Linked DNA regions of Homo sapiens: region 2 is linked to region 1. A link is an interaction called in ENCODE POLR2A ChIA-PET data of the cell type or tissue named here. Cell type or tissue: CD4-positive, alpha-beta T cell. All regions are shown on one strand. Links, peaks and the distances in the headings refer to the core of each region. The heading gives the core; the rest is flanking DNA. Region 1 overlaps ZNRF1 (zinc and ring finger 1). Region 2 overlaps WDR59 (WD repeat domain 59).

Region 1 (5,385 bases), core at 131-5,130:
GGATTTACTGGGCAATATTTAATTATGAGTTGAAGATACACACACATGCACGCATGCACACATACACATACCCTGTAACCCCACTATTTCATGACTAAGGATGTACCCTAGAAAAACTCATTCACGTATGTAATGAAACAAAATTTTCAAAAACTAAAAATAACTTTAATATCCACTGATAACAGAATAGATCAATAGATCAATAAATAGATCAATAGAGTATAGCTGTGAAAATAAATGTGCTATAGCAATAAGTAGTAAAATGAATTTATATACTACCTCCATTTTGAGGTAGCATATATACACACACACACCTCATAATATCTTTCTCCTTCCATGTCTATACAGTTTACATGAAGTTTACAGAAAACAAATGGTGTTTTGGATAGCTACAGGGAGCAAAAGCATGAACATATATGGCGGGAAAAACACGAGTGAGGGCAGTCGTTCCCTTTGGAGAGGGAAAGAGAAAATGGGAATAAGCCAGGGTACATACAATTATACCTGTAATGTTTTAGTTATTATAATCTGCTTGGTAGGTGAGCATATTATCTTTCTTGAATGCCTAAAATATTTCATTTTTAAAAAAATAATTCCAGGCTAGGCGCGGCAGCTCACACCTCTAATCCCAGCACTTTGGGAAGATAAGGCGGGTGGATCATCTGAGGTCAGGAGTTCAAGACCGGCCTGGCCAACACGGTGAAACACGGCCTCTACTAAAAATACAAAAAATTAGTCGGGTGTGGTGGTGTTTGCCTGTAATCCCAACTACTCGGGAGGCTGAGGCAGGAGAATTACTTGAACCTGGGAGGCAGAGGTTGCAGTGAGCCAAAACCACACCACTGCCCCCTAGCCTGGGCGATACAGTGAGACTCCGTCTCGAAAAAAAAAATAAAATTAAATTAAAAATAAATAAATAAATAATTCCAAGACACCAAAGAGTTCCCATTTTCAGAGTCACACAGCTATTTGAGTTCCTGAAATGTACAAGTGAACCAAATTGAAATAGCACAAATCTCTGACTTTTCCATTTAGTAACCGCAGGACTAAAACTTCAGAGTTCATTACTAAAACTGAATGGACAGGCCTGGCGCGGTGGCTCACGCCTGTAATCCCAGCACTCTGGGAGGCCAAGGCGGGTGGATCACGAGGTCAACAGATTGAGACCATCCTGGCTAACATGGTAAAACCCCATCTCTCCTAAAAATACAAAAATTAGCTAGGCATGGTGGCATGCACCTGCAGTCCCAGCTACTCGGGAGGCTGAGGCAGAAGAATCGCTTGAACCCGGGAGGCAGAGGTTGCAGTGAGCTGAGATCACGCCACTGCACTCCAGCCTGGCGACAGAGTGAGACTCCATCTCGGAAAAAAAAAAAAAATTGAATGGACAGAAAAAGTAAGAGTCAGGGCTCCAGGCTGGAACTCATGATAAGACTTACCCTGTGGGCCCTCAAGTAAAGAGACAGAGAAGTAATTCTTACTCCTTTATAAAGGTGATCATCACTTTTCTCTGTGTTCTGAACTCCTTAGGCAAAAGATACTTTATAATTACTTGTATGCTGTCATATGAAAGTGTTGAACCTCTACTATATAACCTAAGAAAAATTGGTCCTTTCTGAACAGAGGTTCCTAATTGCTTTTTCCTTGTTTGAAGGAGTTAAAAGTCATTGTTGAAGGATGTATCTCTAATCCTACAGAACTGATGCCTTCAAGAAAACTCACTCCCACAATTCTCTCTCCTGGTTCCATGCCTGTGCCCTTTATTATGTTTTGCTGGCTCTTATGCATCAAATGCTCACTTCCTGTTTCCCCTTTATTGAGCTCTGGAGACCTGGAACCGGTAACAGGCTTTGAAGAAAAGTACAAAGCCAGGAAAACACAGAAGACAGGCCATGACTCTCCAAAGGAAAGCAAATCTTAACACATTTCTAATAACCGTTCAGCCCTTCCCGTCTGTAGCTTATGTAAGATAGTGGTTCAGACATGAGTCCCGAGAAACTGTAAATAATGAAGTTGAAAACAGCTAAAACTCACGCTAGGTTGGCAGAAAAGTTTAAGACAGGCAACTGAGATTTGATATCATAATTCTGGCTTGTTCTAAGCTCTCAGTATCCCTAAATGTTTCATTTTCACTATGCCACAAGGAGGCTGACTGGGTGGCGTCTCCTCTGGGCGCCACTCTAAATGCTTTAGACCTAAAATCTTAGAAGAGCACAGACGACCTTATATGAATCCACTTTTTGTAAAGTGTGCCATGATCAGTGCCAAGCACCAAGCTGACCATATGGAAAAGGGGGGCACAGACAGTAAGGAAATTCCCCATGACCTCTAGATTCTCATCATTAGGTCCACAGCCATCCTTTAATCCAGAAAGCTGATGTTCTGCCTATAAATGGCTTCTGGCTCTCTAACCCAAGGCCTCCTTCCATCTCATGATCCTTTTACACTACAACGGTGTTTTAATTGAAACTCCAGTCTCACTGGTCATGCTACTGCAGCAATTCACTGAGCACAGGCTTCTCTGTTCTATTCTGCTGTCCTGCACTTTGAATTCAGGGCTTGGTGTCAGCATGGAAAGCACCAGCGTTCTGATATGGCAGCCTTTGGTTATGTTCCCCTCAAGGGATTTATCATCCACAACCTACTCAAATCCCTCCCCCAACAGCTACCAAAAATTCCCCTGGTGAGAAATGCTATTATGAGAAGGGGTGGTGGCTGCTTTATGACTCACACTGTTTCATTAAAAAGATTTTTTTTTCAAACAAATTTTCAGTAGAGGAATCCAAAGGTTTTCCAAAGCCACAGCAAAACAGAACAGCTCATAATACTATTTCTCAAAGGTCTGCCACTTCATAGGAGATTCCTATACCTCAAAAAACTGGAGACATTTAGATTCACTATCCTTTTGTGCTGCCCTTGGCCTCTGGGTTGAGGAAGCAAGTAGGAAATGGATCAATTAAACACAGCCAACATGACTGGGCTCGTCAGATATTAAGATGGATGGCAGCTAGCTTGCAAGTCAGCCCTTATCACAGGTCTTAAGACTTGCTTATAGCTTTCCAGGGCACTGGCTGCAATGGCATGAATGTTTCAGTCATAGCTAACCAGAGTTGAGGAAATCTAATAATATAGGATGTACATGGGTATTTAGGAACACTTGTTATAGCAGCAGGCAGAGCTATAAAAAAGTGTCTTTGGCCAGGCATGGTGGCGTGTGCCCACAGTCCCAGCTACTCAGGAGGCTAGGGTAGGAGGATGTCTTAAGCCCAGGAGTTCATGTCCAGCCTGGGCAACATAGTGAGACCTTGTCTCTGAAAAAAAGTTTGTTTTTAGTTAAAAAATAAAAGTTTCTTCGAAAAGCTGACTTAAATGCTGTTATACTTTTGATATTAAATGGTTACACCATTTAGATCATTTACACAATCTAAATGGACTAGAACAATATTACAGAAAACTAATTTGTTAGGTTGGAATCCCAAGGGCTCCCTCAAATCCTTGTAGGATTCCCAGAATACTCAGGCAGGCAGCAGGATAAAAGAATCTTAATGGCTCTCTCCAAAAAAGGCACCTTCTCCACAGGGAAAAGGTTATTTAAGATGGAAACAAAATGAAAAGATCTCCAAAAAGCTAAGAAGTATGTGCAAAATGACCACGTCAGATGAGGCCTGTGATCTTAGGTTCTCCTACCTCTGTTCCTGAATCCAGGTTAAAGCTTCTCCCAGCTGGGCATGGTGGCTCACGCCTGCAATCCCAGCACTCTGGGAGGCCAAGGTGGGCGGATCACTTGAGGTCAGGAGTTCAAGACCAGCCTGGCCAATTGGCGAAACCCCATCTCTACTAAAAGTACAAAATTAGCCGGCTGTGGTGGCACATGCCTGTAATTCCAGCTACTTGGGAGGCTGAAGCAAGAGAATTGCTTGAGCCCAGGAGGCAGAGGTTGCAGTGAGTGGAGATCATGCCACTGCACTCCAGCCTGGTGACAGAGCGAGACTCCTCAAAAAAAAAAAAACAAAAAAACAAAAAAAAACAGTACAGTACAGAGGTGACTAATTTCAGAACAACTCTTTATGAAGTATGGATTAATTACTTTTCAGAGGGCTCAAGCTACTACCAACAAGAAAGTTGGAGCACTCCTATGACAAGTCTGATTCACCAAGACCAAGATGAGAGACCATACATACCTAAATACGAAGTGAAATTTCTCCAAAAATTATCCTTCTGAAAGTAAGGCACTACCAACAGCCAAAGTACTCATAAAATCTCTTGGCATGAGACAATTCGTTAAATTCTTTATTTTGAGCAAAATGTACTCAAATATAACACAGATTTATTACTTATTCCCGAGGGGAATACATTACAGTCACTAGTGTTGGCTATCATAAACAAGGCTTTAAAAAGTTTCTTAAAACTGCACTAAAATCAACAACGAAAGAAAAAAGCAACCCAGGCCGGGTGTGGTGGCTCACACCTGTAATCCCTGCACTTTGGGAGGCTGAGGCGGGTGGATCACCTGAGGCCAGGAGTTCGAGACCAGCCTGGCCAATATGGTGAAACCTTGTCTCTACTAAAAATACAAAAATTAGCAGGGCATGATGGTAGGCGCCTATAATCCCAGCTACTCTGGAGGCTGAGGCAGGAGAATCGCTTGAACCCGGGGGGCAGAGGTTGTAGTGAGCTGAGACTGAACCACTGCACTTCAGCCTGGGCAACAGGGCAAAACTCCGTATCAAAAGAAAAGAAAAGAGGCAACCTGATTCAAACATGGACATATAAATAGATTATTTCTCCAAAAAAGATATACAAATGGCCAATAAACACATGAAAAGATGCTCAATATCACTAATTCATTAGAGAAATGCAAATGAATACTATGGGATACTACCTCACATCCATTAAGATGGCTACTATTAAAAAAAAAAACAGAAAATAACAAGTATTGGCAAGGATGTGGAGAAACTGGAAGCCTGTGCACTGTTGGTAGGAATATAAAATGGTGCAGCTACTGTGGAAAACAGTATGGTGGTTCCTCAAAAAATTAAAAATAGAATCACCAAATGATGGAGCAATTCCACTTCTGGGTATATTCTCAAAAGGAGTGAAAGCAGGGTCTTGAAGAGATATTAAGAAATTCACATTTCTAACAATGAATTACAGCTATTTACAATAGCTAAAATATGGAAGCAACCCAAGCGTCCAGCAACAGATGAATGGAAAAGTAAAACGTGGTAGACAGACAATGGAATACGATTCAACCTTTAAAAGAAAGGAAATTCTGAAATATGCTACAATGCAGATGAACCTTGAGGACACTACGCTAAGTGAAATAGGACAGCCACAAAAAGACAAATACTGTACGAGTCCACTTACATGCAGTACTTAGAATAC
Region 2 (5,385 bases), core at 315-5,314, 79 kb after region 1:
AGAACCAGGTTTCCTTGAGGGTTGATGTCCTAGGAAACAGACTCAAAGCTACGTGTTTCTCACCAGAATGTACCAAGGGTGGTCGGGCATGGTGGCTCATGCCTATAATCCCAGCACTTTGGGAGGCTGGGGCATTATTTCCCCATACAAAGTCTTCTCTGTTCTTTACCAGCAGGCTTAGCTTATTAATGAAATGAGATTTTTGGCATGGTATTTGATTTATTCCACTATATCCTAGAAGGAAGACAATTTTTTTTTTTTTTTTGAGGTGGAGTCTTGCTCTGTCACCCGGGTTGGAGTGCAGTGGCGCGATCTCGGCTCACTGCAACCTCCGTCTCCCAGGTTCAAGCGATTCTCCTGCCTCAGCCTCCTGAGCAGCTGGGATTATAGGTGCATGCCACCATGTCCAGCTAACTTTTGTGTTTTTAGTAGAGATGGGGTTTCACCATGTTGGCCAGGATGGTCTCAATCTCTTGACCTTGTGCTCTACCTGCCTTGGCCTCCCACAGTGCTAGCAAGACAATTTTTATTGAATGTATGTAAATAGCATGATCATAAAAAGTGAAGAAACTTAGAAAAGGGACTTTGCATAACATTCAACCATTTTTTTAGTAGATAAGGACCAATATGTGTAATTTTTCTACATAATCATTTTTAAGTTTATATGACAATTTATTAGCTCATAATTTATATTAATTATTTTTATTATATTTTTATTTTCTAAATTCTAAGGGGTCAGCTGGAGCAAGGTATCACTAAATGTGTATTTCACTTCAGTTTATAAATTATTTAACTACAAAACAATTGAGTTGAAGGTTAGGGATAGATCAAGAAGAAAGAAAAGAATTTTTCTTATGTGGCCCTTAGAAATAGAACATTAACTACAATTAAATGAGTTTATATCATTTTACATAATCTTTTTTTTTCCCTGATCTTGGGTTAACAGCAGCCTATTTCACAAAATTGCTGCCTTCTAGACAAAGAGAGTCCTGGAAATCCAGACATAGTCACTTGGTACATTCTTTTTTTTTTGAGACAGAGTCTTGCTCTGTTGCCCAGGCTCGATTGCAGTGGTGTGATCTTGGCTCGCTGCAGCCTCTGCCTCCCAGGTTCAAGCAATTCTCATGTCTCAGCCTCCCTCAGTAGCTGGGATTACAAGGGTGCACCAACATGCCAGGCTAATTTTTGTATTTTTAGTAGAGATGGAATTTCACCATGTTTGCCAGGCTGGTTTCAAACTCCTGACCTCAAGCATTCTCCCTGTCTCGGCCTCCCAAAGTGCTGGGATTATAGGCATGAGCCACCATGCCCGACCACCCTTGCTACATTCTGGTGAGAAACATGTAGCTTTGAGTCTGTTTCCTAGGACATCAACCCTCAAGGAAACCTGGTTCTTTTTTGACCAAGGCTCTTCTGATATTTCTTTATATTTCTCTTTGTCTATATAGATATGTATATATCTATATATAAAGAACAAATATATATTTTGTTTCACTGTCTTGCCCAGGCTGGTTTTGAACTCCTGGGCTCAAGCAGTCTTCCTGCTTCAGCCTCCCAAAGTGTTGGGATTACAGGCGTGAGCCACACCTGGCCCCTGATATTTCTTCAGAGGACTTTTTTCTGATCTGTAGCTTGTAGCAGGGACCCTTAGAAAAGGGTAAATGAAAAGGAGAAATTATCTGTGAATGGGGGGATGGAATGGCTCCGGTTAATTTATAATAACTACCTGTATCAGATTGAAATAGAATGAAGTCTTCTGTTTGCAAATGACATATAATCGTTTTATAAGACTGCATCAGTGATTGCCTTGAGAGCAAGAGCATGTTATGAACAGTGAGGATATTATCAAATCTCCAGGGTCCTCTAATTAATCCCATAAATTGTATAATTGTCACCAGTTGGTGAACATATTTAAATCTAGAAACAAAATCTTTCTTTTTTTCTTAAAAAAAAAGGATTAATCTTGCTAACAGTTATATGCCAGTCTTTATGCATGAACGTGAATATGTTTCTATCCAAATTGAAAAGTAAACAGTTGCTGAAATGTATTCATATTAACAACATTTTACTTGTATATAATTAATCTGGGGAGGCTGAACTTTTCTTTGCTAGCTTTCCACATACTGTGGATTTGATAATAGGGAGGCATGCACAGTGTAGAGCTCATTAAAAATCTGCAGAATGACAAGCATATCTAATTATTTTGAGTATCATTCCTTTTATAAGTTGAGGGGCGAATTATAGTTTACCCTGTGGCCATGTGGGAAACCCAAAAGTAGTTTAAGCTGAAAAGACATCTTGACCATTTTATTATTTTGAACATAGGACCTGAATTTGGCAAAAAAGAGTTGTTATATAAGGGTCTAAAGATAAGAAATGGCTGGTGCGGTGGCTCACGCCTGTAATCCCAACACTTTGGGAGGCCGAGGCGGGTGGATCGCCTGAGGTCAGAAGTTCGTGACTAGCCCCACTAACATGGTGTAACTCCATCTCTACTAAAATTACAAAATTAGCTTGGTGTGGTGGTGCAGCCTGTAATCCCAGCTAGTTGGGTGGCTGAGGCAGGAGAATCGCTTGAACCTGGGAGGTGGAGGTTGCAGTGAGCTGAGATCATGCCACATGCACTCCAGCCTGGGCGACAAGAGCTAAACTCCATCTCAATAAATAAATAAATAAAGATAAGAAATGATTGCAGTCTTGATATATAGTGAAACTAAAGTTAAATACAGCAGTAAGTGATAAAAATTATTAAGAATGGTAGCATTTTTAAAAAACAAGGGATTTAGGCATATGATTCATGAGCTTTATGAAAAACACAAAAAGTAACAGTATTTTGGTGAATCTCTGCTCTCTAGGTGTAGACTGAGTTTTTACTGTTTTAAACAAATGATGTGCTCAGAGATCAGTTGCTGTTTAAATGGAAATAAAACCTACATTTTAGGTGTGATTTTTCTTTTTTAGAGACAGGATCTCACTGTGTCACCCAGGCTGCACTCCAAGTGGCATGATCACAGCTCACTGCAGCCTTGAACTCCTGGGCTCAAGTGATCCTCCCACCTCAGCCTCTGAAGTTGCTAGGACTACAGGTGTATGCCACCATGTCAAATTATTTTGTTTTTTTTGTAGAGGTAGGGTCTTGCTATGTTGCCCAGGCTGGCATTTTAATTTTATTCCTTTTGTGTACTATCCATATAATGTTTTGCACAAAAATCTTTTCCACAAGGCATTTTTTACAAGAAAATCCATAACATTTGGCCAGCTTTGTCAACATGTAATATATAAGGCGAAATTATTCCATTTTTCTCCTTGATAAATCAAGAAACACATGTATTATCTTGCAAACACATCCTCTTACAATCATAGATAACATTTGACATTTTTAAGGCAGCAGAAGTAAGCATGTATACTAATGTGATCGAAAGGTATTTGTAAATCCTTTCACCCTATTAACTGGACAATCAATAAACAATCAAGACTGGGCATGGTGGCTCACCCCTGTAATCCCAGCACTTTGGGAGTCTGAGGAGGGAGGATCACTTGAGCCCAGGAGGTGGAGACCAGCCTGGCCAACATAGTGAAACCCCATCTCTACAAAAAATAAACAAATTACCTTGGTGTGATGGTGCATACCAGTAGTCTCAGCCACCCATAAGGCTGAGGTAGGAGGATTGTTGGAGCCGAGGAGGTTGAGGCTGCAGTGAGCTGTGATCACACCACTGCACTCCAACCTGGGTGACAGAGTGAGACCCTGTCTCAGATAAATAAATAGTATCAAAATAAGGAGCCAGGATAGTTGTGTGTGTGTGTGTGTGTGTGTGTGTGTGTGTGTGTAAAAATTATGTTTCATGACTCAATTTTCAAAAGATACTCTTGGCTGGGTATGGTGGCTCATGCCTGTAATCCTGGCACTTTGAGAGGCCGAGGTGGGAGGATCCCTTGAGGACTGGAGTTTGAAATGAGCCTGGACAACATAGTGAGACCCTGTTTCTAAAAAATAAAAAAATAGCTGGGCTGGTAGCATGCACCTGTCATCCCAGCTACTCAGGAAGCTAAGGCAGGAGGATTGCTTGAGCCCAGGAGTTTGAGGCTGCAATGAGCTGTGATCAGACCACTGCACTCCAGTTTAGGTAAGAGTGAGACCCTATCTCTTAAAAAAATAAATAAATAAAATAAATATATATATGTGTATATATAAAATTATGCTTAAACATTATATATTCAAAGGTTATTCATTAATATTAGTTCAAGGTCTTAAAGATTTTGAAATTATAATTTAAGTTGATATTATAACACAGGAGCAAAAGTTTATATTAAGAGTTTGTTAAAGAAATATTAAACATATTTACCTTGATACTGTAATGGAATAGCTAAGTTGTTCTTTTTTTTTTGAGACAAGATCTTGCTCTGTTACCCAGGCTGGAATACAATGGCACAATCACAGCTCACTTCAGGCTTGGCCTCCTGGGCTCAAACGATCTTCCCATGTCAGCCTCCAGAGTAGCTGGGACTACAGGTGCAAGCCACAATGCCTGGCTAATTTTTGAGGTTTTTTTAAGAGATGGGTCTCCCCATGTTCACCAGGCTGTAGACTCAGCTCTTGTGATCCTTATTATTATAGAAAGTTCAGCCGGGTGCAGTGACTCATACCTGTAGTCCCAGCACTTTGGGAGGCTGAAGCGGGCAGATTGCTTGAACTTAGGAGTTTGAGACCAGCCTGGGCAACATGGCAAAACCCCATCTCTGCAACAAATGCAAAAAATTAGCCAGGCATGGTAGCAACCACCTGTAGTCCCAGCTACTTGGGAGGCAGAGGTGGGAGAATAGCTCAAGCCCAAGAGGTCGAGGTTGTATTGAGCCAAGATTGTGCCGCTGCACTCCAACCTGCCTGAAAAAGGGATACCATCTCTCAAAAAAGAAAAAAGAAAGTTCATAAGAGCAAACATTTTTTTAAAAGCATCAGTTGTTTTCATTCATTCGATTTAATGTAATTTTTATATTTTAATAATTTTAAATATTTTGTGGAAATGATAACTCCTGTAATTCATATAAATAGTTACATAATTTAGGAAGTTTAAATTAATTAAGCTTTCCATGAGAAAATAAACCCAAGGCTTATTTAAGTTAGAATAGTATGTTAAAAATCAATGTTTATACTGTGATAAAGTCAGGAAAACACACATAGATATTTATAAATCCAAATTATCAAACTACATAGTCTGATTTCTCCAGGGATTCATCTTCATTAGAACATTACCTGAACTTTTTTCTTCCCTTTTTCCTTTTTTTTTGGAGATGGAGTCTTGCTCCGAGACATTACCTGAACTTTTTTCTTTTCTTTTCTTTTCTGTTTTTTTTTTTTTTTTTTTTTTGAGATGGAGTCTCTCT

The links. ChIA-PET counts read pairs that join two places held together with the same protein. Peaks named below come from ENCODE experiments on the same cell type or tissue, not always from the same donor. Only the 100,000 strongest peaks of a DNase experiment are listed, where the experiment ranks them.
Region 2: POLR2A ChIA-PET joins it to region 1 with 7 read pairs; 2 of 35 experiments call an interaction of 5 or more read pairs at or near these places.

What each region holds. Positions count from the first base shown.
Region 1 is chr16:75,009,344-75,014,728 of GRCh38, reverse strand. All of the region lies in intron 1 of ZNRF1 (zinc and ring finger 1), which reads right to left. Among named protein-coding and RNA genes, the nearest start is that of ZNRF1, 13 kb to the right of the region's middle. RefSeq lists enhancers at 2,400-2,489, 2,800-2,909. In CD4-positive, alpha-beta T cell, for the core only: no CTCF peak of the experiment used is centred there; a DNase peak (open chromatin) is centred at 2,628; H3K4me3 peaks cover 702 bases; H3K27ac peaks cover 1,329 bases.
Region 2 is chr16:74,930,877-74,936,261 of GRCh38, reverse strand. All of the region lies in intron 8 of WDR59 (WD repeat domain 59), which reads left to right. Among named protein-coding and RNA genes, the nearest start is that of WDR59, 52 kb to the left of the region's middle. In CD4-positive, alpha-beta T cell, for the core only: no CTCF peak of the experiment used is centred there; no DNase peak of the experiment used is centred there.